Regions from separate parts of the Mus musculus genome. Here all the other regions are linked to region 1. A link is a loop called in an ENCODE intact Hi-C map of the cell type or tissue named here. Cell type or tissue: heart. All regions are shown on one strand.

Region 1 (4,000 bases):
GTGTTTACAACATTTCCCTTTTAGTGGCATCAAGTATATTGAATGAGTTAATCCTTGCAGGATTTAAATGCAGTGTGACCCTCAATAAATAAATAAAATAGGGCTGGTGAGATGGCTCAGCGGGTAAGAGCACCCGACTGCTCTTCCGAAGGTCAGGAGTTCAAATCCCAGCAACCACATGGTGGCTCACAACCATCCGTAACGAGATCTGACTCCCTCTTCTGGAGTGTCTGAAGACAGCTACAGTGTACTTACATATAATAAATAAATAAATCTTTTAAAATAAATAAATAAATAAATAAATAAAATAATAACAAATAAAGCCACTCTAAATGTCAGCTTTTCTGTGTTCTGGGACTTGAAGTACCAAGAATTTTTTTTTCAGACACAAGCAGATTCTATGGAGTCCCTCAGATATTACAATTTCATAATGTGTCAGTTTTTGATTTCACATGATCATATGAGCTTGTTTGTGGTAAATATTTGGCACGTGCCTCTTTTGGGTAGGCCTCACTCAGAAACAACCTTTTTGACAATTTCCCTTCATATGTCTCCTCTCTCATCACCTCCATGGGCGTCTCCTCTCTATGGGCTGGGTTTGCTGCTCTAATTTAGGGAATCTTGAAATCCACTGCTTATACAGAAGGCATTTTATCCGTTGGGATTTCTGTGTGTCCAGCTCCACCCCAACCCACAGGAACATAAACGCTCGTGTGTCTTGCAGCCTGGCCTTGGGGATTCCAGAAATAACACCGGGCCGTCCGCCGCTGCACTGGAGCATAGTAAGGCGTTTCTGTATTAAGACAGAGTAGAGTCACTTTCCAACCAGGCCTCTCCTGGTCAAAGCACAAAGCAACCTTTACAAGTTGGGTAGGGAGGGGCAGCTGGGAGGAGATCTGAATTTCTGGAAGCTTCGTCTCTTCCCCCCCCCCCCCCCATCTGTGCTCAGTGTCAGACCTTCCTTTCTGCAGTCTTCGGTCTGCTTGGTTCCGTTTAGCATTTGAATCCACTTTGCCTGTGGCAGTCACTGAAGTTCTTTGAACCCTTGAGGAACTACTGGAACTGGCATCTCTTCAGAGCCCAGGTGGCAGTTTCATTCTTTGAGTCCGGTAGGACAGCCACCTCACTAGGAATTGGATTGAGGGCTAGGAAATAAGGGAGCCTATTTAAAGGAGAAAAATGTTAGCTGTGACCCTGAATACATGGCATCTGGGGCAAATGCTCTCATTTCAGAAGGGTGTTTATTGTGCAGAGAAAAACATGAGATCTTCACAAATATATCAGGAGAAAAAAAACCCATCACACACAAAAAACAAAAGCATGCATACATGCTTTACAGAGTACAAAGGTGTGTGTGTTCGGGGCAGGGTGTACTTAGACATTAATGTGGAAAAGTAGTAAAGAAATGTTTAAGAAATATGCTTCCGGGGATCGGGTAGTCACAGCTGTGTTTGTTCAAATCGTGCTTAATGTCATTTCCCCGTTTTAAAGAAATGCTTACCTGACGCTGCCACGCAGTCCTGCCCAGATCTCCTGAATCTACCTTTCCATAAGGGAATTGCTGGCTTTCGGGTGCCTGTGTGAAAACTTGAATTAAGCCACTTTCTCTGGGAACGAATCCTTTTTTAATGGGGATCAGGATATTTCTAATTTGTAGCCGAAACAGGAAAATTGTAAGGGTTGCATTTTAATGTCTTGGGGATACAAACCTTTGTCAAGAACAGGAAGGTAGAAGAAAGGAAGGCGCTTGTGCATCAAAAGGGCTAATTATCTCACCCCTGCCAAGTCCAGCTGCAGCCGCAGCAGCTCGAGAGCTGCAACGCCCCATCTGCAGTGGTTGCTGCTACAGGACACGCGGTCGCAGCCTCGGAGGTCGAAAGCACCTCCGGTCCCGTGCCGCACCCAGGAGTGCCGGGCTGGCGGGGAGGATGAGGGGAGTTGGAAAAGCATCGCCATGGCAACAGTGACGTCCATTCACCCTGGATCTAATTGGAGGAAACCCCGTGGCCGAAGCCGCAGCCTGCGGGCCAACCGAACCTACCCGAGCCGACCCACCCTCGGAGCCTCCGCTTCGCTTCCCGCCCCGCCCCCTGGGCCCCCTTCCGCGCGCTCGCCCCTCATTGGACAGAGGAGAAGCTAGAGGCGGGACTCCTTGGGGAGGTGCAGCGTTCTATTGGTCGGTGGCGAGCTCGTCGGCTCCGTGCTAGGCTGAGACGGGAGGGTCCTCGGCTAAAGCCCAAAGCAGATCAAAGTGGTGGGACTCGCGTCGCGGCTGCGGAGACTAGAAGGTGAGTGCGGACACAGCTCTGGGACTGCGGCTGCAACAGCCGCCGCGAGGTACCGAGGCCGGGTTGGCGGAGCACGGTCCTCATATCTGCTAGGCTACCGCGCGCCTGAGGTTCGGGCTGGGACGGGAAGGTGCGGCACCAACGGCCGCTTCCATCTTGGGCCGGGTGGGGCCCGCGCTCCGGCCTTGGGGAGGCGCGGCGGGCGGGCCGGAGGGCGCGGGCGGAAGGCGGCGGCCCCGTGAGAGGCCGGAGGACGCGCCGCCTCGTGCGCTGAGACAAAGCGGGCGTCCGGCTGCATTGTCTGACGCGCTCTCTCCTCGCTCCTTTTTGTCCTCGCCGGCGCCGCCCCGCCCCGCCCCTCGCGGCTCTCAGGAGGACTCCGGATCCGGCTCGGCGCTCGCCCTCGCTCGCCATGGAGAAGACCGAGCTGATCCAGAAGGCCAAGCTGGCCGAGCAGGCCGAGCGCTACGACGACATGGCCACCTGCATGAAAGCCGTGACGGAGCAGGGCGCCGAGCTGTCCAACGAGGAGCGCAACCTGCTGTCGGTGGCCTACAAAAACGTGGTAGGGGGCCGCAGGTCCGCCTGGAGGGTCATCTCGAGCATTGAGCAGAAGACCGACACCTCTGACAAGAAGTTGCAGCTGATCAAGGACTATCGGGAGAAAGTGGAGTCGGAGCTGAGGTCCATCTGCACCACGGTCCTGGTGAGTTGGCGCCGGCATTAGTGAGGGAGTAGGGCGGCGGGAGCGACACCCCTTTTGTGTGGTGTTCCCGATGGGGAGAAACCTGTGGGATAGAGAGTTTGTGATTTGAGCCCCAGGCTTCCTTCTTACCTGTTTCAGAGCTTTCTCGGGGGTGGGTAACTCTTTTTTTCCCAAGCTCTGGGGTACAAAAACTTGGGGGGAGTAGCCGCGTAGGCTTGCACAAGACTGAAAAAGACCTATTTAACCTTGTGCCAGGAGAGTGGTCCTGAGATCTGTAAGTTCTTTCATGTCGTAGAAGGCATGGGGACTTTTACCATAGAGATGCTAGAATTTCCCCAGCCCCCCAAGATTTAGGAGTGAAAAATCTAGACATGTTTTATTTTTCATGTAAGAATATGTTGAGCCTTTCCTTGCTAAAGAGGTGTGGGGGTGGGTGGGTGGATGAGTTCACTGGATGAAAAGGATACAGATAATTTGAAGAATACCATGCCCTGGTCAAATTTCACTATTTAATAGTGTTTGTTTGTTTGTTTTCTATTTGTTGCCTCACTTTAGTCCGGTGTATGGAAATGAAAGCATTTCTGGTGTGGATGGGCAAGGAAGGCTTTCCAGGTTTTGCACTATCCAGTCCCAACCGGGATGTTAACTGCTATGATTCACCCTTATTAGAGGGGGCACTTTTAAATCTTGAGTCATTCATTGCCCAGATCTCTTATTCAATAAAGCAAGTTTCTAAAATTTAAATAGCATGCCATAGAGTGTCAGATATTAATGCTGCAAACTGTGACTCCTGTTCACATTGATAGGTAGTTATAGACTGATGATGAAGTAGCTGCTGGGTTTGCTCTTCACATGCCACCTTTATATGAGGCAGCTGGTAGCTGATAGGCTTGCCCTGGATCTTTTTAGGTGTCTTTTATGCAGGGTTTCATAAGAGAAGGGAAAAAGGGGCTTTCCCTTCTAGCCTTCATTTCTTTATCACATCGAATCAATGGAACCTAGAACA
Region 2 (4,000 bases), 200 kb before region 1:
GAACTCGGGACCTTTGGTAGAGCAGTCAGTGCTCTTAATAACTGAGCCATCTCTCCAGCCTTGGGAGTCTTCTCAAATGGAGAACCCAAAGACACACAAGATGTGAGAGTACAGTGAGGGGCAGAAGTAAGAGCACAGAAATGAGGTGGCTGAGGCAGGAAAGTCATGAGTTCTAGGACAACCTGGACTCCATAGTGAGACCTCAAATCAAAAATCGAAGAGCAGAAACCAAGTCTGATCTCCCAGACCCACAAGGTGAAAGGGAAGAACCGACTCCCATAAGTTGTCCTCTGGCCTCCATCTGTGTTTACAACCCCAGAAGTCTGGGGACCTGAAAATCGCATCAGGAGTCCAAGGCCATTCCTAGCTACATACTGAGTTTGTGGCCAGCCAGGTTTCCATAGTGAGACCCCGACACAAAAACAAAACGTGACAATTGTCATAGAAAGTACTAATTAAGACTTGGTGGTTAAGAGCCCTGGTGGCACTTACAGAACTTGAGTTCAATTCCCTAGCACCCACATATCAGCTCACAACTGTCTTTAACTCCTGTTCCAGGTGATCTGGCACCCTCACACAGACATACATACAAGCAAATCAACAATGCATGTGAAATAAATTTAGATAAACCTTTAAAAAGAAAAAGAAGAACGTATTCAAGGAAGAAGTTGTCTTGTGGCCAAACCCTAAGCTAGCCTTCTCCATGGGACCCCAAAACACCCACAGGATGTCTTGTTGGAAGTGAAGGTGCTAATCAGATTTCATAGCCTTAGGGACACTACCAACACACCCCTAAGATTACAATCCCACAGTCCATTTTCAAATCTAAAGATGAACTTCCTGTCAGGAAGCCAGGGCCATTTAAGCATGTGAAGGAAACACCACCCAAAAGGGACAAAGTCTTGGTGAGCCTTGCAGAATGTGGCTTTTGCATTTCTGTGGATGTGGGTGAAGCTAACTCCAATCCACACCTTGCTCTATACCAAACCTTGTAGCCAGACAGTGTTGGAGACAGTGGTAGCAGGAAGCCCAGAGAGGGAATGTCAAGGTGGGGAGGTGAGAGGTTGGAGGAAGGTTGGAAGCAAGATGGACTCCTGAGCCCTCCTGGAGGTTCTAGCCAAACTCACCTGTTCTATTTCACTCAGTGGATTTTTAAGATTTATTTTATTATTTCAATTGTGGGCCTGTGTGTGAGAGAGAAAGACTACATGCATTTGCATATATGCATGCAGGTGCCTGTGGAGGCCCAGAGCAAGATATTGGATCTCCTGAAGCTGGAGTTACTGGCAGTTGTAAGCCCTGGTACATGGATGCTGGGAACCAAATTCTGATCCCAGCAAAAGTGGTACGTGCTCTAACCATTGAGCTTCTCTCCAGCTACACCTCATCCACTTTAAGCTTAGACCATGCCAAACTCAATGAAATGCACTCAGCACAGTGGGACAATTCTTACTAAAATGCCTTTGTACACACGGTTCCCGCATCTGGACTGCCCTTCCCCCTTTGAATGGAAAACGCCTACTGACCCTGTGAAACCTTGTCTCTCTGTCTCATTTGTGTAGCCTTCCCTGTCCCCCATACCTCCTTCTTAGTCTTACTAGCTACTGGTCAGTAAGAACTATATATACCTTCCATTTGGTGGCTCTATTATGTTCCTCGTGGTTCACATAATTTTTAATGGCCATGCTGGCCTAATTAGGGTCAGATCATTAGTACTGTTTCCCACTATGTATTAAAAACACCAGTCTCCAAAAGTTTAAGTGGTCCAGTCATGATGGGTCACCCTTCCAATCCCAGTACTAGAGGAGCTAAGGCAGAAGAATCTCAAATTTGGGGCCACCTTTGGCTCCCCAGGAACGCCCTGTCTCATAGAATGAATGAAGAGGCCTAAGTAGCTTGTTCTAGCTCCAGTACCTGACAAGGGACAGACTCAGGACTCAAACCCTGTGCTGCCTGACCCAGAGCCCCTTGATACTGTCACCACTGCTTGGCTCTGTCCCCTTCCAAAGGGTGTGGGAAGTCTTGTCAGCTTCATCTCAGGGTCCCCTTGACTCCCAACTTCTCTACACTAGACCTCTTTTTTCTGGGAGCCATTGAAGTTGACTGAATTGTTCCTATTGAAAGGCCCAGGAACAGTCTAACAAACCCAGATTCCAAGATATTCAAGAGCCACCCCATGGTGCAACACTGAACGTGACCCCTAGATGGCAGTGGTGCACTACTCAATTGCTGCTTCTGCAGCCTGAAGGACTGACTATTTTTCCCCTGGGTGAGTCTGGGGCTTCTGTTTACAGACCTCCAACATTAGAGTTCCTGGATGGAAGAATTCATATTCTAGTGAGTGACTGAAAATATGTGGAGCAGAAAATTGATATCAAGAAGATACGGTGTTTCCCTCCCCCTTGCTTTTGTGGGAGTTTACTTGCTAGGTTTCTCAGAATCTGTCTCAGTAATGAAAGAACCCTCAAAGTGTAGAATTTAGCCAAAAAACAGAAGCACCCCCAATGGGGTCACTTGTGCACGGAGCTATGCTTTAAGCTCATGACACGAAATTCAGAGTCACTCCAGCTTCAGCTGCAGCTGTTAAATGTAATCAACAAGAAAATATTTTTGATTCTCTTAAAACTCCAAACATATACATTTGTATAATTCATTTGAGCATACAAATCCATGACAATTTTTTGCAGATTCAATAGTAATGCCCCTCTATCCCACTCCTCTCTTCAAATTCTCTTACTATTTTTGATTTGTATTTGTTATTATTATTAGTCACCTTCTATGCCAATTAATGTAGCCCACACATACATGGACTTGTGGCTTTAAAGTAAGGCATCATAAACTAAAATAAGCCTCATATGCAAGGGCCGGTGACCCTCCTTCTATCTTTAGACACCTAGTTCTCTGAGCCTTAGATGGTAGAAAGTTGATAACTGATGCATATCAGAACAGTAAGAATAAGTTTTACTTTGTACCTAATTGACTAATTATGCTTTTCTGTACGACTTCCTACTGCAGAAAGAGGACATGTAACTGAATTTTAGAGCAGCCTAAATCTTTGGGAATATGTATAAATATTTAGGATGAAGGCTGTTATTGTAATTAATGCATTTCTCTGAAATATCACTTGATATATTTCCTATGTTTCTGATGAGCAAATTAAATATCCGTTGCCTTGTTTAAAAAAAAAAAAAGAAAGTGTATTTTCTTTGATTTAAGCTAAAATTAGCACAAGGCCCTGCAAAGCCTTCTAGACATGTAGCCTTTTCTGGTAAATGCAGCCTAGAAACTAGTCCATTGTGATTTCTAAGCTGGTTATTTACCTCAGGATGGACCACAGGGGGAGGGTACTCAGAAGTGAGCCTGAGCAGAAAGCCACCTAGACAAAGGGTACAGAGAGGAGGATGGGGCAGGAAGGAAGGGTGCAGAGCCAAGTATGGGGCAGGAAGGAAGGGTGCAGAGCCGAGGATGGGGCAGGAAGGAATGATTCAGGGATGAGGATGGGCCAGGAAGGTTCATTATTAGGAGTCCCTACGGTCACCTCCCCACAGAATCTTCTCTGCAATTTTCTAACCATAGGAAGAGCCATCAGTGACAGTGACAACACAGATCTACACATGCCCTGAAACTGTATCAGATACCATGCCCACAGCATGCACATGTCTGCACGTGCACACAAACATGATATGACAAAGCTGTGTGGATGGTAGCAGTGTCCCTATCCCTGACTTCAATGTCACTGTAGCTGTGCAGGACAGGACAAGGGGCTGAACCTGAAGGACAGATGCATGGACCCAGCTGCAGCTTCCCTTGGGTCTGTCATTACTCAAACATCAAAACTTTTATTTAATTTTTTAAAACAAGGCTGTGGGGAGACAATGCCTTAGTGCATGAAACATGCGCTGTGTAGGCATGAAGACCGGAATGCAGATCACTAGAATCATGTAATAGCTGGGCAGGTATGGCAGTTACCTGTAATCCCAGCATCTGAGAGACAGACCTC
Region 3 (4,000 bases), 130 kb after region 1:
AGACTGAGGCAAGAGAATTGTCATGGGTTTGTTCCAGGCCAGTGTGTGCTACCTAGCGAGATTCTATGTTAACAGAAAACCTACAGACACATACATACTCCAAAGCAAACAAGCGCATATCGAAGTGCACAGCTTTATAAGGTATGGTAAGTTACATATTTACAACTCCCACCAAACAACAAGATCAAACTTTCTCCCTTGCTGCACCTCCTGTACAGAACCAAGAGACCTGACGTGTACTCTCTGCCTGTGTCCTGCCACCGTCCCTTCAGATGACATCTGACCACTTGTCAAGACTTTACTCCTGAACTCCTCAAATCCACTCCTTTCTACTCCCCCCCACCCCTTTCACTGGCTACCAGCTCTCATCACTCAGGACTGGACTGTGATTACATCCTACCAGATTCTCCTCACTTCGTCCATATTCGTCTACCACACTGGAGTTGTTCTTTGTTTTTCTTGTCACAACACTGATTGAAGCAAACAACATGTCACCACTTCCCCCAAAAGTGATGTTTTCACTCTGCCCCTTCAGGACAGCTCAGTGGCTCACGAGCAAAAGGCCACTGAATGAATGCTTTCAAAAGGGAAAGTAGCCACAACTTTAATCTAATTCCCACTGTATTACACAGTTGCTTTAAATCTTTTGTCGGCTTACTATAACTGGTGTGATAAACAGTCAAGCTCTTTAGTATGTATACAAGGTCCTTCATAAGGTAGAGATAGCCTGCCCCAATCCGTCTGCTAATCTGTTACCTGCAACCAAAGTAAAACTGGCCATAAATCAGAACCTTTTGTGTGCGCCTGGAACATTATGGTTCCAATACTGTCTTTAATTTTTTCCAACTCTTTAAGCCTTAGCTCGAATGTCAATCACATTTCCAGAATGCGTGAGATCTGTCAGAAGAGTTTCCAACTGTTTTGAGACTCAGCACAGTGCTGACCTATACTCCTGAAACAGATGTCAAAATGAGCACTGAGCACGGTCACTGGTATCACTGCACTGCCCAAGAGCAAGCACTCCTCACAGTGAGTGCTTTTTTCCACATGAGGAAGTGGGTTCATTGAGGCTACTTCCGTATTAAACAGGAAGACTGGGTTTCAGGTCTGACACCAACGTAGCTGTCTATTTTCACAAACTCATTCCAGCACTCCCCACTTTACAATTTCACCAAAGGCGTGAAATCAATGAACTCAGCCCATGCCTGGTGATTTTGTTTGATATTTGCTTAGTGTATATAGGGAGATGACAGCATCACTTGGGTACATTCATTGGTAAGTGCTCAGTAAATCTTACTTTATGAGTGGGTAAAGGAGATAGTTTCCGGCCTTTGAAAATGTACACATTCATGTGGTGCCAAATAGTGTCTCATGCTGAACAACAACCACGTGTATTGGATGAGTCTCACCGCTCATCCAGTACGTTCTGCACCTTTAAATGTGTGAGGCAATTCTCTACAAAATATTCCAGAACGCCATTTCCACTAAAACCAATCTTTTATGGTGATTTAGCTCTTAATTTCTCGCGGAAACGCCTCAGCTTTCCCCTCTCCAATTTCCTCCTACCTTCTGCTAAGGTCTGAGCTCTCAAAGTACATACACCACGTCTTTAATTTCCCCGCCCATCTGAGCACGTGTAGGGTCCTGGAAAGGAGGCAGATGCAGTTCTTCCTTGCAGTGTCCTCTATCTGTCGGTTCCCTCAAGGCTTGCTCTGATGTACGAGATCCAGACTTGTGTTAATTGGCAACCCTTTCTTTATGAAAACACCCAATGACCTGGATTTTTTTTCCCCAAAATACCCTCCCCGAGACTGAAGGAAAAATGACATTCAACCTAGATAGCCCATCGATCAATGTTCTCCAAATCCCTTGAACCTGAGAGGCTGGACCCGCAGCTGCCTCCGCGGGGGTCCCTCCAGGCTCTCACACATACGGGGAGGGGGGCTCGCTCCCTCTCTAGCGCATCCCTTACAGGGGTCGGATCAGCAGCTGGTCGCTCTCCTCTGCAGGAATCGCAGACATCCTGGCAGTCTCAGGAGCAGCGTGGACCACGAACTCGTCGCCGCAGTCTCTAAATTCAAAGCACAGCTACTGCAAACCAAAGAAGAAAAAACCCCCACCACCAACACACAACTTCCGGCGCTCTAGCGTTCCCGGAGCTAGATTCGGCCCTCCAACTTCCGGTTCGAGAACGAGGTTCTTTAGGTTCCCGGAGGTGCGGTTAAGGAACTGGAGGCGCGGCCTAAAGACTGCGCCTGCGCATGATAGGGGCGTGGCCCAGCGGACCAGGGCAGGAAAACTGGCAAAGCCGGAGCTGGAATACGAACTGGAATAACCTACCGGCCGCCGCCGCTGGACCATCCCACACCCCGCGAGACCGGGGCGACCGGGGAACGAGCCGAGGAGGCGAGGTGAGAACCGGGCCTCGCCTCAGCCGGGCCAGAGGGTGCGGGTGTGTGGGGAGTACCCCGCAGCCCGCCGTCCTCCCATTCCCTCCACGTCCCGAGGCTGAGGCACCGACAGAGTGCAAACCGGGGAAAGGAAGAGGAGCTCGGCGCCCGGTCAGGGAGGGACCCGCGTTCCCGTGACAGGTCTACCGCCTGCCTCCCCGGGGACCAGGCTCCGCAAGACCCTGAGGCCTCCCTCTGCTTGTTGCTGCACCCAGGTGGGGTTGGAGTTAGCTGTCTACATCCTCACTTGTGCGAGGCATGTGTGCAGAGCTTTGGAAGCCTGATCTTGTCGGGGTCCCCAAGTAAACTTTGTGATGTGGGACAAGTTATTGAATCTCTGGCTTGGTTGACTCACGTGAATGCAGCTGGGCGTTCTCACTGCTCGGAAGGCTCCGATGACCCTAGGGACCGGCTGCTCCAGATGGGCCAGAGTGAGGGCTAGCGGTTTCTGGAGCATCTTGGCGACGTTATTGGATATCACCTCCTAGGGCAATTGTCAGAACCCTGTAACGAGTCCTCTTCCGCTATACTGTCTATCTACTGAGAACCAATTCAGCCTCGCCTTGCACTAGTTAGTTGAGGGAGTGGGAGTTTAAAGAAGAAGATGACATTTTAATGCTGTGATCTGATGTCTTTTAGTCCAACCTGAAAGTCCAAGGAAGGCTTTCTTTAAAAGGCCCGAAATAAGTTGTGCGAGGCAAGTAGTTGCCAAGGAACTTACAAAATGAGAGTTCTGTGGGAGGGAAAGTTAGATAGTATAAGAACATACAGGAGCTTAGAACCGCTCAGAACCAAAGTGGCTTTGCGTTCCTGAGAGATGTGTAGCTCATTGTTGAAGACAAGCTTGAGAGAGAGTGGTTGGAGAGCCCTGGGTGGGTTCTTGCTGGAGGGATTTGACCTTCCTTAGTCAAATCTTAGTAGTCAAATCTTAGTAGGACACCGGTGAACAACGGCCTAATAATACTGAGCTCTGATCTGTGTTTGAAAGAAATCATTGTTATCTTCTTTTCCTCCTCCTCCTCCTCCTCCTCCTTCTTTTTTTTTTTTAAAGATTTATTTATTATTATATGTAAGTACACCGTAGCTGTCTTCAGATGCACCAGAAGAGGGCGCCAGACCTCATCACGGGTGGTTGTGAGCCACCATGTGGTTGCTGGGAATTGAACTCAGGACCTTCGGGAAGAGCAGTCAGTGCTCTTACCCGCTGAGCCACCTCTCCAGCCCCCCTCCTCCTTCTTTTTGTGGCTAAAATGTGGAGGCAGACCTTAGAGCCACAAGGAGTTCTGTAGGACAAGATCATTCATTCAGAGAGCTGACTCAGTGGATAAGAGCATCTACCTGTCTTATTGAGGATCCAAGTTTTGGTGCTTGTGGCTCAACACCAGCTCCAGGGGCAATCTACTCCTACACACACCTTTTCTTTTTTTAAAAGTAAGGGCTTTTACCCACAAAGCCTCTATAGTGGGTGTGTGGATTCTTTAAGTGTGTCAGACTGTGAACTTGGGCGTTTTCTATAGATTGAGGATCATCACATTCACGCTGAAAGAATG
Region 4 (4,000 bases), 55 kb before region 1:
AGGGGAGAACTGACTCCCAAAAGTTGTCCTCTGATCTCCACCTCTCTTTCTTTCTTCTCTTCCTCCCCCAATCCCCTCTCCCCCCCCCCCCCACACACACACAATGAAAATAAGTTCATTCAACATATCTGGAGTGGTGGAAGGCTCCTTATGTCCCCTCCACTTGTCATTAGCAGGCTCTTTCTCAGCCATATTAGCGTCAGGAAGGTAAAAAGTGGCTCCTAGGGTTGACATGTGCAGCCACAGTTCAGGGCATCCTTTCTTACCAGAGGACAGGATTAAGCACATTCATGAATGGTGAGTGCCAAGACAACTATCCCTATCACCCTCTGAGAGGAGACAGAAACATGAAACCATGTATGCTCTTCTGTTAGACCGCTCAGACCCACATCAGGACTCAGGACTCTGGGCCATCTCAGAACATCTGACAAACATTCTCCAAGTTTCCAGACATAGACGCTTCTAAAGCTACTAGGGCTACTGTGAGGAGCATCTTCAATGGAAGCTCGTCAGAGCTGGGGTATAGGAGAACCAGAGCTTCTAAATGGGAGGGGTGGTGAGCTCTGTCCAAACCTCTCTCCTGTTCAGGGTGAGGTTAAAGCAAGGATACGTCCAGACCTATAAAGACCCCAGAAACTCACAGCAACACTGCCTTTGGGGAAACCCCAAGAAAAGGTGTTTGATTTTTGATTTAAAAAAATAAAATAAAATAAAGAGGATCACCCCACTTCATGGAGTCAGGTGATGCAGAAAATAGGGGACCCCACCTGGAAGTAGCCCTTCGTTTAGGCCATAAATGAAGCAAGAGGAGGCATGGGAAAGAGGACTGGACTCCTGCCCAGGAATCATGGCTCAGAAAACACCTGCAGAGTCATACTGCTTCCAGAAGGATGCCTGATGGAGTCTGACTCCTCTTGGGAGGACCTTGGGACATCTGAAGAAATCTCTGAAGCTGCACTAGCGACAACGCTCAAAATTAAGATGCTGAGGGCATGATGGGACTTTGGGGATAAATCTTCCCGAGCTATTGCTAAAGGCCAGGCTCACTGACCAAAAGCAACTTAGGGAAGATTTCATCTTCCAAGTCACTGTTCAGCATTGAAGGAAGTCAGAGCAGAAACTTGAAGTAGAACTTGAAGGGTAAGCCATGTATATGCAATGTGTGCTGGCCCACTCGCTGGCTCAGGCTTAGCTAGCCTTCTTTCACAGCCCAGGACCACCCGGGGAAGAGGGTAGTGCTGCCCACAGTGGGCCCAGCCTTATTCATCAATTAACAATCAAGAGAGTCTCCCATAGACATGACCCCTGGATAATCTGATCAAGTCAATTGATTCCTCAGTGGAGGATGACTCTAGTCAGTGCCAGGCTGACAATTAAAACTGATGAGGGTAGCCTTCATCCCTCACTTAGCACACAACCTAGGGATAAGCTTTCTTAGTGACAGAAACTCCCAGAAGGGCACAAGTGAAGGAAAGGGCCAGGGAAGTAGAAACTGATACGGACCCAGCCCTCAGTCTGTGGTCAGTTTCTCATCTACACTTATTTCATATAATCCTCACAATATGAGGAGACTGGAGTTCAGACTTCAGCCTCGAGGAGTGCCAGAGAGTCAAAACTTCCAAATACAGCCTGCCCCTGGCTCTCTTCCACCTCACACCTAAGAAAATGAGTCGATTTAAGGGAGGGTGTTGGCCGGGTGGCCAGACTGTGGGGTGTGCTGTATTTTTAGTCATTTTGTCATGTTGACTGGAGTGGAAAGATGAAAAACCACAGGGGGCTGGCATAGACCTCAGGATGAACTCATGAGCCAGAAATAGGTGGAACCAAAGCCTTCATGCCTCCTGGCTTCTGTTCTGGGCAAACACAAGGGCTGCTCCCCTCTCTTCCCTCCTCTCCCCTCCCCTTTTCTTCCCTCCCCTCCTCCTTCCCCTCTCTCCCCTCCCTCCCCCATTCCCTTTTCTTCCCTTCCCTTCCTCTCTCCCCTCCCTCTCCCTTCCTTTCTCCCATCCCCTCCCTCCCCTTCCCTTTCCATTTTCTCCCCTTCCCTTCCTCCCTCCCCCTCCTTTCTTTCCCCTTCCCTCATTTCCTCACTCCCTTCTTTCCTCTCCCTGCCCATCTCTCACTTTTTTTCTGGGGATCAGGTCTCCTTTGGATACACCAAATCAACAAATGTTAGCGTTCGACGCAACCTTGGCCATTTCGTACCTAATCCCTGCATTATACAAACGGGGAAGCTGAAGCTAAGAGAAGGCTTATTTCCTGTAAATTAGAGATAGAGATGAAATTCCTACAAGTCCCTGGGGCGCTGATCACATCTTTCCCCACAGAAGCCAGGGAAACATGAAAGACATAGCTACAGGCCTTAGGAAGCTCTGGGCTCGCTAATTTAATTTAATTTAATTACACATCTGAAAAATCACTGTGTGAGTGTGAGTGGGGGGGGGGGGGTAAGAAGGCTCCAATCCAGCAGCAACATTCATGAGATGAAATGCTGATTACCCTGTGTGGTGGTTTGAATAGGTTTGGCCCCCATAGACTCATGTGCTTGAATGCTTGTGGTCATGCTTGTGCCATGGGGAGTGGCACTATTAGGAGATGTGGCCTTGTTGGAGGAAGTCTATCATTATAAAAGTGGACTTTGAGGTCTCCTCCTATGCTCAGGCTCTGCCCAGTATGGTGAGTCTCCTCCTAGCTGCCTGCAAAAGATAGTCCCCTTCAGCTACCTGTGGATGAAGAAGTAGAACTCTCAGCTCCTCCAGCACCATATCTGCCTGCACACTGCCATGCTTCCTGCCGTGATAATGGATTGATTGAACCTCTGAATATATAAGCCAGCCCCAATTAAATATTTGCCTTTATAAGGGTTGCCTTGGTTATGGTGTCCGTTCACAACAATGAAACCCTAAGATACCCTGTGATGGTTTGTATATGTTCGGCTCAGGGAGTGGCACAATTAGAAGGTGTGGCCCTGTTAGAGTAGGTGTGACATTGTTGGAGTAGGTGTGTCACTGTGAGCTTGGGTTTAATACCCTAGTCCTACCTGCCTGGAAGTGAGTATTCTGCTAGCAGCCTTCAGATGAAGATGTAGAACTCTCAGCTCCTCCTGCACCATACCTGCCTGGATGCTGCCATGCTCCCACCTTGATGATAATGGACTGAACCTCAGAACCTGTAAACCAGCCCTAATTAAATGTTGTCCTTACAAGAGTTGCTTTGGGCCGGGCGTGGTGGTGCACGCCTTTAATCCCAGCACTCGGGAGGCAGAGGCAGGCGGATTTCTGAGTTCGAGGCCAGCCTGGTCTACAAAGTGAGTTCCAGAGTTCCAGGACAGTCAGAGCTACACAGAGAAACCCTGTCTCGAAAAACCAAAAAAAAAAAAAAAAAAAAAAGAGTTGCTTTGATCATGGAGTCTCTCCACAACAGTAATACCCTAAGACACACCCTGATTGGATCATTGTATATGCACAAATGGACTTGTAATGCCATGACCACAAGAAAATATAACTACTATAAGTCAGTTGAAAGGTTAGTGTAAAGAAAGCTACGGGTGTGGCCCATTAGCTACTGGCCAGCTGCTGCTCTCTTATAGTATATTCAATGAAAGATTAAAATGTTTTTTAAGCCGGGCGTGGTAGCACACGCCTTTAATCCCAGCACTTGGGAGGCAGAGGCAGGCCGATTTCTGAGTTCGAGGCCAGCCTGGTGTACAAAGTGAGCTCCAGGACAGCCAGGGCTATACAGAGAAACCCTGTCTCAAGAAAACCAAAAAAAAAAAAAAGGATTGAACACACTAGGCAAACATTTTATCAACTGAGGGACATCCCAGCTCAGCAATTATGCTGGCTTGAAAGAAAATGGCCCCATAGACTCACAGGAAGTAGCACAATTAGAAGGCGTGGCCTTGCTGGAGTAGGTGTGGCTTTGTTGGAGGAAGTGTGTCTCAGTTCTCTTCTTGCTGCCTGCAGATCCAGATGTAGAACTCTCAGCTTCTTCTCTGCCT
Region 5 (4,000 bases), 110 kb before region 1:
GCAATGACCTCAATTACACAGTACCTTTGCTCTTGGCGCTTAGTGGTCCCTGTCCCTAAATGCCAGTAGGTTCCACCCACTGGGAGGCCCTTGTCAACCAGAGCATGGCCTAGCTGGAGAGGTCAGAGCTACAGCCAGGTCCAAGAAGCCTGCAGGAAGAATCACTCCAACCCTGACAAATGCAGGCATGAGCTCCACCCTATTGGGGGGAAGGTGGGGTTAGGTTTCTGTGATGCTGGTCATGACTCTGTTTGGGCCCCTGAAGATGCTTTGCTCCACCCTGGAACTGTTGACAGAGTGGCAAGGAAATCTAGGTCAGTAGTGGGTGAGGCCCTGCAGGTGTGACCCAGTGCCAGGAGAGAAGGCAAGGCCAGCTGGGGAGAGAGCACCCACGCTTATGACACATTCCCCACTTCCGGGCTCTCCCAGAAACCCTTTCCCTGGAAGCTTTGCAATGGGGGATAACAGGAACTTAGGATCCCAGGTCTGGACTTAGCTCTATGCAAATGTGTCTTTACTTTACCCTGGGTCTCTGGCTCTGATTTGAGACAGTGACTTCTCTGGCTGGGAGCCCCTGTGGACATGGCTTCACGCTTAAAACCATTTCCTCAGAGCACCCTGCTCAGTCTTTCCTGAGTCATTCCCTCGGTCGATGGGACCCCTAGCGAGAAGGGCCTAGGGAGTATTTGCTGAATAAAGAGAGAAATGCAAACATGAACCAAGCCCCGCAGTCTGGAAGAATCTGAAAATGTAGACCAAAACCCCTATGGCTACTATCTGTGCTGACTCTAAGAGACAGGGAGCCTCAAAATGGGACACCCCTCCATTGACTGCCTAGACCTTGGTTCTCTTAAGAAGTCCTTAGGGTTCTGCTAGAACCGTGCATGGAAATCTCTTTGCTACAAGTACTCTGAAGTAATGCATGAACTAATCTATCCCTCCCTCCCTCCCTCCCATCCATCCATCCTCCCCTTGTTCCTTCCTCCCTCCCCCTCCACTTCCGCCTATCCACCTATCCATCCTTCCTGTACACCTGCTTATCTCTTCTGACATGCAGCAGGACCGGCTGAGGTTCGGAATACATTCCAACATTGCTAAAGTTCCCAGCCTGGGGTAGAAGTCACTCCAGTCTGACTAGTTCAGCCAGCCTGCCCAGCACCACTGAACAGAATCTCATGGCATCCTCTACCAGGAACGGAGGCCTGATGAGCCAGCTCACACTGGGGTAGAGGGAGGGACTAGTTTTGCCCAGGATATAGCCTGGAGCTCCTGACAGCCTGAACGGGTTGTCCTATATAAAATGTCCCAACCCCCCACCCCAAGGAAAAGGCAAAGGGAATGTGCACTAAATTGGATATATTATTCTTCCCACTTTGCAGATGGGTAATCTAAGGTTAGAGAGAAAAGGTATCCTAGACCATCAAAGTCAAGATTGAACCTAGATCTCAGCCTCTAAACAGCAGGAAGGGAAGGAAGACAGGAAAGGCATAGAAAGGCAAGAAGAAAGAAGTACTCTGGGGCCCGCAGAAGCTACCAGAGTCCTCTACTCCTTTCTCTTCTCCTCCTGGCCCACACATGTACTGGAACTAGATGCTCAAGTCACCACAAAGCCCCACTTTCTTCTGCAGAGTAGCTGTGTGTTCCTGCCCCCTAGTGGCCATATCTGGAAGTGCGTCTCCATCGGTCCCAGTACTTTACTGGGTACCCTTGGGTGTAAGCCCAGTTCCATCCTCATAGCGGTACATTGAAGGGAGACAGGAGCAAGTCTCGGAAGCTCAGAGCCTCCGAGGAGCCCTTGGTTCCTGCTGGGTAATGGAGTTAAGAAGGCACTATAGGGCCTATATCTGTCCAAGGAAATTGGGAATCTCAGCCGAATTTGAGGAAGGTAGACATATGGGGTGTCCTTGGAAGAAGGAAGTTTGTGAGAATATAGTTAACCTTCCTGAGACAATCTCAGGGTTTGGGGCAAGCATATAGTCCAAGGCTGACATGCTGTGTGTCTGAATATTTGAAAGTGATACATCAAACTCAAACTATGAAATAAATATGCTCCAATCTTTTTCCTTGACAAATATATCTTCAAAGGGGATTGGAGAACCTGGTTAGGGTTTAGAATTTGGATCCCTGAATGTTCTTCACTGTACCATAGCAATGTGGGGGGTGGCCAGCTCCTATGTGTTCCCTGTCTCTTCCCATCTCTACATTGTTAGATACCAGGAGGACATATGCATGTATGCATACATACGTATGTAATACATAATACATACATGCAGCACGCACACACACCTCCTACACTTTGCACATCAGGCATGTATACAAGCTATACTGGCTCATTCTCCATATATGCTGCCCCTAAGTCAGGAAGACAGACCCTTGGAAAAGTCTATGGAAGACCTGGGAATGAAGAGGGGGTGAGATCCTGGGAGAATGCAGTCCTCTACTTGTGGGAAGGCCTCAGCAGTGAGACCCTGTCACAATTTGAGTGTATTGATGACATTAAAGCCCTGGGGCTACAGATGACTCAATAGTTAAGAGCATGTGTAATTCTTGCAGAGGACCTAGTATCAGTACCCACATGGTGGCTCACAGAGGACCTAGTATCAGTACCCACGTGGTGGCTCACAATCTCCTGCAAGTCCAGTTCTAGGAGATCCAACACCCCATCTTCTGACCTCCATGCAAGCCATTGTTTTTACTAGCTCAGTATTATTCCATTGTGTAAATTTACCACATGCTCTGTATCCATTCCTCTGATGAAAGACATCTGGGTTCTTTCCAGCTTCTGGCTATTATAAATAAATAAGGCTGCTATGAACATAGTGGAGCATGTGTCCTTGTTACACATTGGAGCATCTATTGGGAATAGGCCTAGCAGTGGTATAGCTGAATCCTCAGATAGTACTATGTCTAATTTTCTGAGGAACCGCCAGACTCATTTCCAGAGTGGTAGTACAAGCTTGCAATCTTCTGCGTGGCATAGACATACATGTAAGCAAAACACTCATGGTCATTAAAAATAATAATAAATAAGAGTATTTTTTAGCTGTGCAATGGTGGCACATGCCTTTAATGCCAGTCCTGGGAAGTCAGAGGCAGGCAGATATCTGTGAGTTTGAGGCTAGCCTGGTCTACAGTGCAAGTTCCAGGATAGCCAGTGTTACACAAAGAACTCCTGTCTTGAAAAGAAAAAAAGAGAGTGAACTTTTTTAAAAAAATGGATAAAACTGGGACTGAAGAGATGATGTCTCAGCGGTCAAGAGTACTGACTGTTCTTCCAGAGGTCCTGAGTTCAATTCCCTGCAACCACATGGTGGCTTACAACCATCTGTAATGGGATCCAATGCCCTCTTCTGGTATGGCTGAAAACAGCTACTATGTACTTAAATAAATAAAATAAATATGGTTTTAAAACATGGCTAAACTCCTCATGGTACTAGATCATCCAATCCATGAACAGAAGTTGTCTTTTTTTTTTTTTTTTTTTTTTTCCGAGACAGGGTTTCTCTGAGTATCCCTGGCTGTCCTGGAACTCACTCTGTAGATCAGGCTGGCCTCGAACTCAGAAATCTGCCTGCCTCTGCCTCCCAAGTGCTGGTATTAAAGGTGTGTACCACCACTGCCCAGCAAGATGTCTTTTTATTAGTTTATGTATTCACTTAATTTCCATCAATGATGTTTTTGGCTCTTCCATGTACATGTGTGTGCATGCATGTCTGTGTGCACACTCTCAGGTACACGTGTGTGCACAAGCATTTGGAGGCCACAGGTCAGCTTCAAGTATCATCCTTCAGGAGCTGTTCACCTTGACTTCTGAGTCAGGGTCTCTCATAGGATCTGGCACTTGACAGTCTGGCGAGGTTGGCTGGTTAGTGAATGCCAGGAGTACTTCTGTCTCTAACGTCTGCACTGGGGTTACAAATGTGTGCCACTGTGCCTGGCTCTTTATGTGGGTAGTGGGCATCAGAAGCAGGTCCTTGTGCTCATCTTCCAAGCATGTTAA
Region 6 (4,000 bases), 100 kb before region 1:
GTGGAGCTAGCTCTCTCCTTCCACCTTTACATGGGCTCTGGGGATCAAACTCAGATCACCACACTTTCATGCCTTCTGTCTGCTGACTCAGCCCAAGCTGTCCTCAGTCTCTACATGCAGAAGAAATGACCTTGAGTATCTGACCCTCCTGATCTCACCTAACAAGTACTGTGCCCCACACTCAGCTGCATTTATGCAGTACTAGGGATGGAACACATGGCTTCATGCATGCCAGGCAAGCACCCCACCAAATGAAAGTCCCACACACGCAAACACCTTTGGGGGGAAAAAAGGCTCAAAGTAAACTGAATACTCAAGTAGCCCTCTGAACGACATGATATGATGCCCTGGAAGGCTTTCCCATGATTCCCATGAACCCTTTCAATTGCATCTGGGAAACCTCTTTCGATATCCCTGAGAAGGACCAAGATAAAGTCAGCGCAGCCAGGAGAGCCAGACCTTAAGTCTCTAGTCCAACAGAGCAGCTTTGAAGGTCAATTGTGTCAGGAGAATAAAGCTTCTCCCTCTAGGCTGCAAGTCTGAGGGAACATAATCAGCTTCCCGGTGAGTTCCAAGGTTAGTCACATCAGCCTTTTCTACCTATTTGTAGCCAGGCCTGTCATTACCATGGAAACAGCTGTCAACAGGAACACTGCCTCCCCGGGGCCTATCACATCCTTTATTGCCAAAAATGCATGTGCCTGTGTAGAAAGCAAGGCAGCTTTGGCTTTGAGGTCTAGCATACAGGGCTGGTTCCCTTCCTCTACATACTGCTTATTTAAATCCCAAAGGAAATGTGTCCTGAAACAGGATTTCCATGTTCTCCTGTACACTTCTCTTTTTATATTCCGTGAGGGCTGCACGAGGAGGAGTCTGCTGTTTAAAAACATTTTTTAAAATTGTTTGTTTGTTTTTGAGACAGTGTTATTGAACTTGAGGGTCACAACCAGTGCTCCAAATCAGGGTCAGGTATCCATCCTCAATAAGCCGATTAAAACAGACAAGGTGGTGGTGGCACACGTCTTTAATTCCTAACCCTCAGGAGGCAGAGGCAGAGAGATCGCTGTGAGTTCAAGGCAAGCCTGGTCTACAGCTTAAGTTCCAGGACACCCAGGACTACATATAAAGAAAATCTGTCCTAACAAAATAAAGACCAAGCTAAAACAACAAAAATAACCACAAACAACAACAAAATCACCAAGTTACCTAGGGTAAAAGCTTCTTTTTCCTTTTCTTTCCTTTCCTTTTCTTTTCTTTTCTTTTCTTTTCTTTCTTCCTTTCTTTCTTTTTTTTTTTTTTTTTTTTTTTTTTTTTTGAGACAAAGTTTCTCTGTGTAGAACTTGCTCACCAGGCTGGAATCAACCCACAAAGAGATCCACCTGCCTCTGCCTCTGCCCCTCTGCCTCTGCCTCTGCCTCTGCCTCTGCCTCTGCCTCTGCCTCTGCCTCTGCCTCTGCCTCTGACTCTGCCTCTGACTCTGCCTCTGACTCTGCCTCTGACTCATTGTTCTATTGCTGTGAATTGACACCATGACCAAGGCAACTCTTATAGAAGAAAGCATTTAACAGCTTCAGAGGTTTACTCCATTATCATCATTGGGGGAGGGGGAGGGAGGGGGTGAAGCATAACAGCACACAGAGCACACAGGCAGATGTGACACCCCAGCAATAGCTGAAAATTTATATCCTGATCCACTGGCCATCCTTCTTTTCTTTTTTTTTTTTTTTTTTTTTTTTTTTGGTTTTTCAAGACAGGGTTTCTCTGTATAGCCCAGGCTGGCCTCGAACTCAGAAATCTGCCTGCCTCTGCCTCCCAAGTGCTGGGATTAAAGGAGTGCGCCACCACACCCAGCTTTCCACTGGCCATCCTGATCCACTGGCCTAGAGAGATATCCTTGGCTTGCCATGAGTTTTTGAAACCTCAAAGCCAACCCCAGTGACATACTTCCTCCAACATGCCAACACCTCTTAATCCTTCTAATCCTTTCAAATAGTGCCACTGTCTAGTGACTAAGTATTCAAAAATCCCCATGGGGATCGATTCTATTCAAACCACCATAGACACTAAACATCAGGCCTATTCACTGGTCACTCCCTCCCATCTGGGGTGACTACATTTACTTGGTTGACTCTTTGGTGACACTTAAGATGCAGTCTGAGAAGGCCATCTCTCCCTGTGACATCCTTCTTCTTATGGCTGAGCTCAGAGGACAAACAGGAGAAAGGGCCAGAGATGGTATGAAGCAAGAAGCCAGGGATCTCATTTGAGTTACTGAGACCTGTCTCTTAACAGATATGTTGCCTGGAAACCCTTTCTTCCTTTGAGAGCCAGCACTAAGGTGTGATCTCACCAGAATAAATAAAGCCAGATTCCAGTACTGGCAAAAGTCCTATTTCTTAATATTGGCCCCTTCGTCTGCAATGCCTGCCTCGTCCCCCTTACAGAAGCAGGAGTTACACACATCCTACCCCCATTTTCACCCTGGCAGTGAGCCTTACAGTTCCCACCTAGGCTCGGCCCTTGCATCCTGGTGGATGTGGCCATGACTATGGTCCAGAGATGAAGATCGGGTATAACAGAACTGTAGCAGTAAGGGCCTGGCTAGTGGCTGCAAACCATAGAAGCATCCATGATGTGTTGAAGACAGTCAGAATGAATCTATGTGGACAGCTGGGCTCCCAACCAGTGGGGACCCCTGCCTGGTGTGTGTTTCATGTTTCAGCCTGCTCTAGTGTGGCACACACACAGTGATGCTCTTACTGTGACACTGGCCTTGATTTAAGGAGCACTGACTGGGAATATGTCTCTGAATGATTCTGCAGTTCTAGGCTCTTCCATGCTGAATCTCCATGGCTCTGAGGCCCACAAATTTGCATACCTATGCCGTGCTCACTCAAGTGTTTTTGGCTCCTTCAACAGCCTGGCTTGTGCCCTCTCCAGGGAACTGAGGGGAGGCTCAGTGTTTGCTCTCCTTCTGGCTCTCCTGTCATGCAGGGATGATCCTCACTCTTGCTGTGACCTTTTGAGTCTGCCTTGTCCTTATCAGAGCCACTGACTGCAACATACGTCCCTAAACACCTTCCACAATAGTGTCCTTCTCCCAGGTTTCTATATTCAGGACCTCCTTTAACTGTGAAAAATGAGTCCTCCCATAAGGCCAGCAGCTCCTGGTCCAAAAGAAGAGCCAGCCCTGCCAGCCCTGGAAGACAGACTCGGGAGCCCCTGATGGCACCAATCATAAGTGCCATGTAGTTTAAGCAACCACTGGTCCCCTCTTCCAAACTCAGGGTTTGTCATCAGAATGGCTTCTTCAAGACTGTGTCACCAGCCTGTGATGTCACCAGCCTGTGTCCTCACCCAAAGCTACTTTCCTATCTTCCAGAAATTTCCCACAGGACCCTCAATTGATCAGCTCAACAACCCCATGAGGGTTGCAGCAAGTGAGGTGCTTTGCTTTGGCCGCACTTGGGGACACAGAGATCTAAGGGACACCACGGTGTTGATCTGTCCTTGGTCGATGGCGGGTTCTGGTCTAGAGTCCCAGGTCTTTCCCTGTGGTCATGGGGCTGAGAGAGGGTAGGATGGGGACGCCCCAGGAGATGTGCCTGAGCTCCCCTCCTATGCCATGCTCTCCCCCATGAATGTGTTCCTGTTGCAGAGAAAGACAAGGTGACACTCCTAAGATACGGTGGAGGTGAGTTGTTCCTCAGTCCTTTGTCCAAACTCTCTGTATTCTTCCTCTGTACATCTGCTGAAGTCCCTGTATGAACAAAGCCCGTTCTCACGCTCAGCAGCCATCCCCGCCTGTTTAGTACTGAGGAAGGAGTGCAGGTAGGATGATACAGGACCTCATTTTCAGAGAGCATTTAAGCCAGAGAAGGTGAACATTCCTGATGCCAGGTGTGCGGGTTTTCAGGTGGGGCTACTGTCTCCATCCCGGAGGGTTTTAGATGCAAGCATGGTCCTACCCAGGACCAGTGTGAACTTGCCCTCACGGTCT
Region 7 (4,000 bases), 99 kb after region 1:
ACAAAGTGGAGGGATTTTACCATCACACTTTGCCAACTGCCAAAGGAGACAAGACAGGAGGGGCTCCTGGCAGCTGAAGGGGCGGCCATCTGCAGAGCTCTATGCTGCAGGTGCCTTCCCTGTGCCAGGGGAGAATGCTGCAGATGGGGACTTGGTGTGAGCACCTGTGTGGCTGCCGGTGGGCTGTGTGTATCTTGGCATCTGGCAACTACAGACAGTGGGTTCTGGGTCATCAATGCCCTCCTGACTTACATACAACCAGGACACCCCCCCCCCATTTATGCCAAAAATAGTCTAGCAGTTCTCAACCGGTGGGCAACCCCACTCAAACAGCCCCTTTGGCAAACTTCTTCTCCAAAAATGTTCACACTGCGATTCATAAGAGTAGCAAAATTGCAGCTCTGAAGTAGCAATGAAATACTTTTATGGTTGGAGGTCAGCACAACATTGTGTGAAAGCGTTGCAGCATTAGGAAGGTTGAGAAGCACTGCTCTAGAGAAAGACTCGATTCTCACTTGACTGAAAATGGGACAGGTCCCTCCATCGAGTGGAGGCCCTCAGCGCCCACACCTCAGCTGTGATCGATGCCCACCCTCAGCTCTGACAGGCTGAGGCCTGCTCCTCACCCTTCAGGACGCACTCCTTCTCCCAGGCGGCTTCGCAGAGCGGGGGTGGCGTGATAAGGATGACCCGCTCCCTGGGGACGTCCACAGACCTCAGGTACTGCACCATGTCCCTCAGGTTTGCGCTGTACTCATCCAAGGGGACGTGCTGCTTGGGGTTCTCATCTGTTCAAGACATGCAGCTCAGTCTCATGGTTTATAGAAACAATGGCAAACATGATGAGTATACTTTTGTTTATTTTTTTCCTTTTTGAGACAGTCGCTCATAGCCCAGGCAGGTTCTAAATTCACTATATAGCCAAGACAGGGTCTTACTATAGTCCAGAGAGCTTGGAACTTGCTATGTAGACCAGGCTGGCCTAGAACTCAGAGATCTTCTTGCCCTTGCCCTGGCCTCCCAAGTGCTGGGATTAAAAGCCTACACACCCACACTTAGCCTTAGTTTTATGTCAGACTGGGAAGGGAAGTGAACTGGACAGGCAAGCACTCGACCCACTGTGTGATAGCCCTATGATATTCCTAGGCCTCTGTGTTCTCTCTCTCTCTCTCTCTCTCTCTCTCTCCCTTCCTCTTCCCCTCCCTCTCACCCCTTCCCTGTTCTCTCTGCCCAAAGATTTCTTTATTTATTATACATAGTACATTGTAGCTGTCTTCAGACACACCAGAAGAGGGAGTCAGGTCTCATCACGGATGGTTGTGAGCCACCATGTGGTTGCTGAAATTTGAACTCAGGACCTTCAGAAGAGCGGTCTGTGCTCTTACCCTTTGGGCCATCTCTCCAGCCCGGCCTTTGTGTTTTGAAGACAGGCTGGCCCAGACCATGCAGTGATTCTTCTGTCTCAGCCTCCCCAGGCTAAGACCACAAGTATGTGCCACCACACCCAGGCAGGAATATATTTTTGCAAATTTTCAGTGTCACAGAGGAACTGTTGAGTTCCGAGACACAAAGAAAAGACTCCTTCCTCTTCAACCCATTTACTTGCATGGCTCACAGCTCAGGCCTCGGAGGCTGGCTAGGAGATTTTCAGTGTCCAGGTCTTTTCTCTAGGTTCCCCATCATCCGTAAGGCTGATGTGTAGGCTATGATGTAAGACTGCCCTACCTTCACTGACACTGGCTTTAACCCTCTGAAGCTCACAGTGTGCTCACTGGGAGCTGAGGTAATGGCAGGTCTGCCTCTTAAACTAGCCGTGAAAACCAGTCAAGTGTGTAAAGTCGCTCATCAGGCTTGCTGCCAGTCAGGCTGGCACACAAGCACTAGGCTCTCCGCAGACTCCGTGCGAAACACAGAGAGTAAAAAGCAAAGTTACCCATGAACCATCCTGGCCAGTCTTTCTCCATAATCACGTGATCTCCCATCACTTGAGAGGTAGAGGCAGAAAGATCAACTAGCCTTAGCTACTTAGTGAGTTTGAGGCCAGCCTGGGCTACAGGAGATCATGTCTCAAAAAATCAAACAAACAAAAAAACTAACAAAAAAGGACCCTTCTTTGTCACTAGAGGGTACATGAGCCTAGTCCTCCCCAAAAAACCAAAAACCTAACAAAGAGGACACTCCTCTGTCACCAGGGGGCGCATGCCCCAGAAGCAAGCCTTCTGCTGCCAACTGTATCAGCTGAGGACTTAGAGGGCAGGAACAGACAATGAAAAGTACTTTCAGGTGAGTTCAAGGAGGCGGTCATATGGGAAATGAGCCCTAGAGTACCTGAGCCAAATCTGACCACATCAAAGCCCAAAGAAACCCACACAGGCGAGCGAGCCCCAGGAACACTCAGTTCCCGGGAAAGCTTTCTACTGGGAGATACAGAAGCAGTCTGGTGGGAGAGTAATATAAACATGTATTTGTTTGAGTCCAGGCAAACCAAAGGTGATCTAGGGATGTCCTTACCTTTGAGTGAAGAGTCATTGGCACCAAAGAAGATTGTAACGGCCACTGGGTTTTCCATCCCAGGCCCTTTCCTGATAAGTCTTGGGAGGATAATCTTGGCCCATCTGGTGTTATAACCTGAAAATCCACGATTCAGAACATCACACTTTCTGAAAGAAATTGGTTAAAAAGATGGGTTATGAGCTAAGAGCATAACCTAGTCCTGGGAGCTGTCCATAATTAACCCGTGTTCTGTGAACCTTATGGGAACGCTCACCCTGCCCAGACTCCTCATGTCCCTCAATGAGATATGAATTCCATACAAGGGTCTAATTCTATACATTTTAGTGGTGACTCAAGGTACATCTAAAATGGACTTTCCGATAGACGTTAACCAAACGGGTACAGAACGTTAGGAACCCACTAACAGGCTGGTTTGAAAGGTTCCAGGAAGGCAGAGCAGCCAATACAAGTGCTGCTGGTTCCCATGTGGTAGAAACTCGATTTTGTTGAACCTGAATTCCTTTCCTTTAACATGTATCCAGGAGGGGAAAGCTAGCAGATAAAAGCCTCCACCATTCACTCTGACTATGCTTCCCACCAGAAAGTAGCCAAGTACAATCTAGGAACTGTTCTTACCTGACTAGTCTGTCAGCCAGCAACGAGCCCCATCCACCCTGCTGGAAAGAAAACTGAAGAAAGAAGTCTGTTACTACCCACACAGCTATACACTATGGCATGGTGGTGGGCCAGGCCTGTTAGATGCAGACTCCGTTTAGACACTCCCAGGCTTCTTTCTTGCCTTCCTTGCTTGGGAAGGTATTTTGAGAATTACTGTGGCTTCACTTGGAAACTCTCTGGACATGAGAGGGTTTTACTGTGACCTAACATTAGAGACATTCGTTATCTGAACAGCAGAAAGCTCAACTATGTTGAGTCAGCTGACATAATGTTATCCCATTTCTCCACAGCTGAAAACTAAGGAAGCCTATGCTCTATTGATTTCCCTGACAGTCATGGCAATCCTCCAGCAGTATTGCGCCATCTCGCCCACTCACAAAAACTTAATGCCCAATATCTAAAAACAATGTTGCCAATTACTAGGGAAAGCCAAGCCCGCGTACGAGTAAATTGTGGAGAAGCGTCTTTTTTTGTTTTGTTTTGTTTTTTAATCTCCCTGAAGGAAGGCATCTTGAAGAATTTCCTCAATCGGGAACTATATGTTTTCAGATAGGGTTACTTTTTCATGCTGTTGAAAGCATTGTTTTCAAAAACCACTTGGTACTGGACCTAAGCCGCTTGAGGAAGAGAGGAGTGAACTAGTCGGTTCAAAGTTCAAAGTAGCTTCGGTGAAGAACCCGCAGGAGGTTGCAACCAAGCGAAGGCGGACCCTTTAAGCTCCCGTGCACCCCGACGCGCACCGGGCCATCCAGAGTCCGGGGGAGTCGGGCAGCTCGGGATCCGTACCGGCTCGCGGAGCACGGTGGGGTGGGGGAGAACCGCGCCTGGA

Evidence for each region. Peaks named below come from ENCODE experiments on the same cell type or tissue, not always from the same donor. Only the 100,000 strongest peaks of a DNase experiment are listed, where the experiment ranks them.
Region 2: it touches region 1 in a loop (3-fold over the local background); 2 of 42 quality-filtered maps call a loop at or near these places.
Region 3: a loop joins it to region 1, with 11 times the contacts of the local background. A loop is called at or near these places in 4 of 42 quality-filtered maps.
Region 4: a loop joins it to region 1, with 2.6 times the contacts of the local background. A loop is called at or near these places in 9 of 42 quality-filtered maps.
Region 5: it touches region 1 in a loop (1.9-fold over the local background); 10 of 42 quality-filtered maps call a loop at or near these places.
Region 6: it touches region 1 in a loop (2.4-fold over the local background); 9 of 42 quality-filtered maps call a loop at or near these places.
Region 7: a loop joins it to region 1, with 2.2 times the contacts of the local background. A loop is called at or near these places in 2 of 42 quality-filtered maps.

The regions. Positions count from the first base shown.
Region 1 is chr12:21,415,792-21,419,791 of GRCm38, reverse strand. It overlaps Ywhaq (tyrosine 3-monooxygenase/tryptophan 5-monooxygenase activation protein theta), which reads left to right and starts at 2,356. Exons shown (of 5, transcript NM_011739.3): 1 at 2,356-2,994. The coding sequence starts at 2,701. It overlaps Gm4419 (predicted gene 4419), which reads right to left and starts at 1,910. Exons shown (of 4, transcript NR_166748.1): 1 at 1,710-1,910; 2 at 1,502-1,576; 3 at 958-1,162. In heart, no CTCF peak of the experiment used is centred here; DNase peaks (open chromatin) are centred at 781, 2,161 and 3,031; H3K4me3 peaks cover 3,427 bases; H3K27ac peaks cover 3,081 bases.
Region 2 is chr12:21,612,181-21,616,180 of GRCm38, reverse strand. All of the region lies in intron 1 of Gm31624 (a long non-coding RNA gene), which reads right to left. Among named protein-coding and RNA genes, the nearest start is that of Gm31624, 13 kb to the right of the region's middle. In heart, a CTCF peak has its summit at 2,212 (motif pointing right); no DNase peak of the experiment used is centred here.
Region 3 is chr12:21,284,517-21,288,516 of GRCm38, reverse strand. Itgb1bp1 (integrin beta 1 binding protein 1) reads left to right here and starts at 2,233. Exons shown (of 7, transcript NM_008403.5): 1 at 2,233-2,411. It overlaps Cpsf3 (cleavage and polyadenylation specificity factor 3), which reads right to left and starts at 2,220. Exons shown (of 18, transcript NM_018813.3): 1 at 1,973-2,220. The coding sequence starts at 2,022. Gm25821 (a small nucleolar RNA gene) reads right to left here and starts at 590; the gene lies at 458-590. In heart, CTCF peaks have their summits at 2,154 and 3,553 (motif pointing right); a DNase peak (open chromatin) is centred at 2,246; H3K4me3 peaks cover 2,350 bases; H3K27ac peaks cover 1,587 bases.
Region 4 is chr12:21,470,375-21,474,374 of GRCm38, reverse strand. No RefSeq gene overlaps it. Among named protein-coding and RNA genes, the nearest start is that of Gm4419, 54 kb to the right of the region's middle. In heart, a CTCF peak has its summit at 1,592; a DNase peak (open chromatin) is centred at 1,724.
Region 5 is chr12:21,523,417-21,527,416 of GRCm38, reverse strand. No RefSeq gene overlaps it. Among named protein-coding and RNA genes, the nearest start is that of Gm31676, 18 kb to the left of the region's middle. In heart, CTCF peaks have their summits at 1,502 and 1,703; no DNase peak of the experiment used is centred here.
Region 6 is chr12:21,515,885-21,519,884 of GRCm38, reverse strand. No RefSeq gene overlaps it. Among named protein-coding and RNA genes, the nearest start is that of Gm31676, 26 kb to the left of the region's middle. In heart, no CTCF peak of the experiment used is centred here; no DNase peak of the experiment used is centred here; H3K27ac peaks cover 822 bases.
Region 7 is chr12:21,316,558-21,320,557 of GRCm38, reverse strand. It overlaps Iah1 (isoamyl acetate-hydrolyzing esterase 1 homolog), which reads right to left. Exons shown (of 6, transcript NM_026347.3): 2 at 3,130-3,182; 3 at 2,512-2,660; 4 at 627-788. Among named protein-coding and RNA genes, the nearest start is that of Iah1, 2.2 kb to the right of the region's middle. In heart, a CTCF peak has its summit at 2,189 (motif pointing right); a DNase peak (open chromatin) is centred at 3,537; H3K4me3 peaks cover 856 bases; H3K27ac peaks cover 407 bases.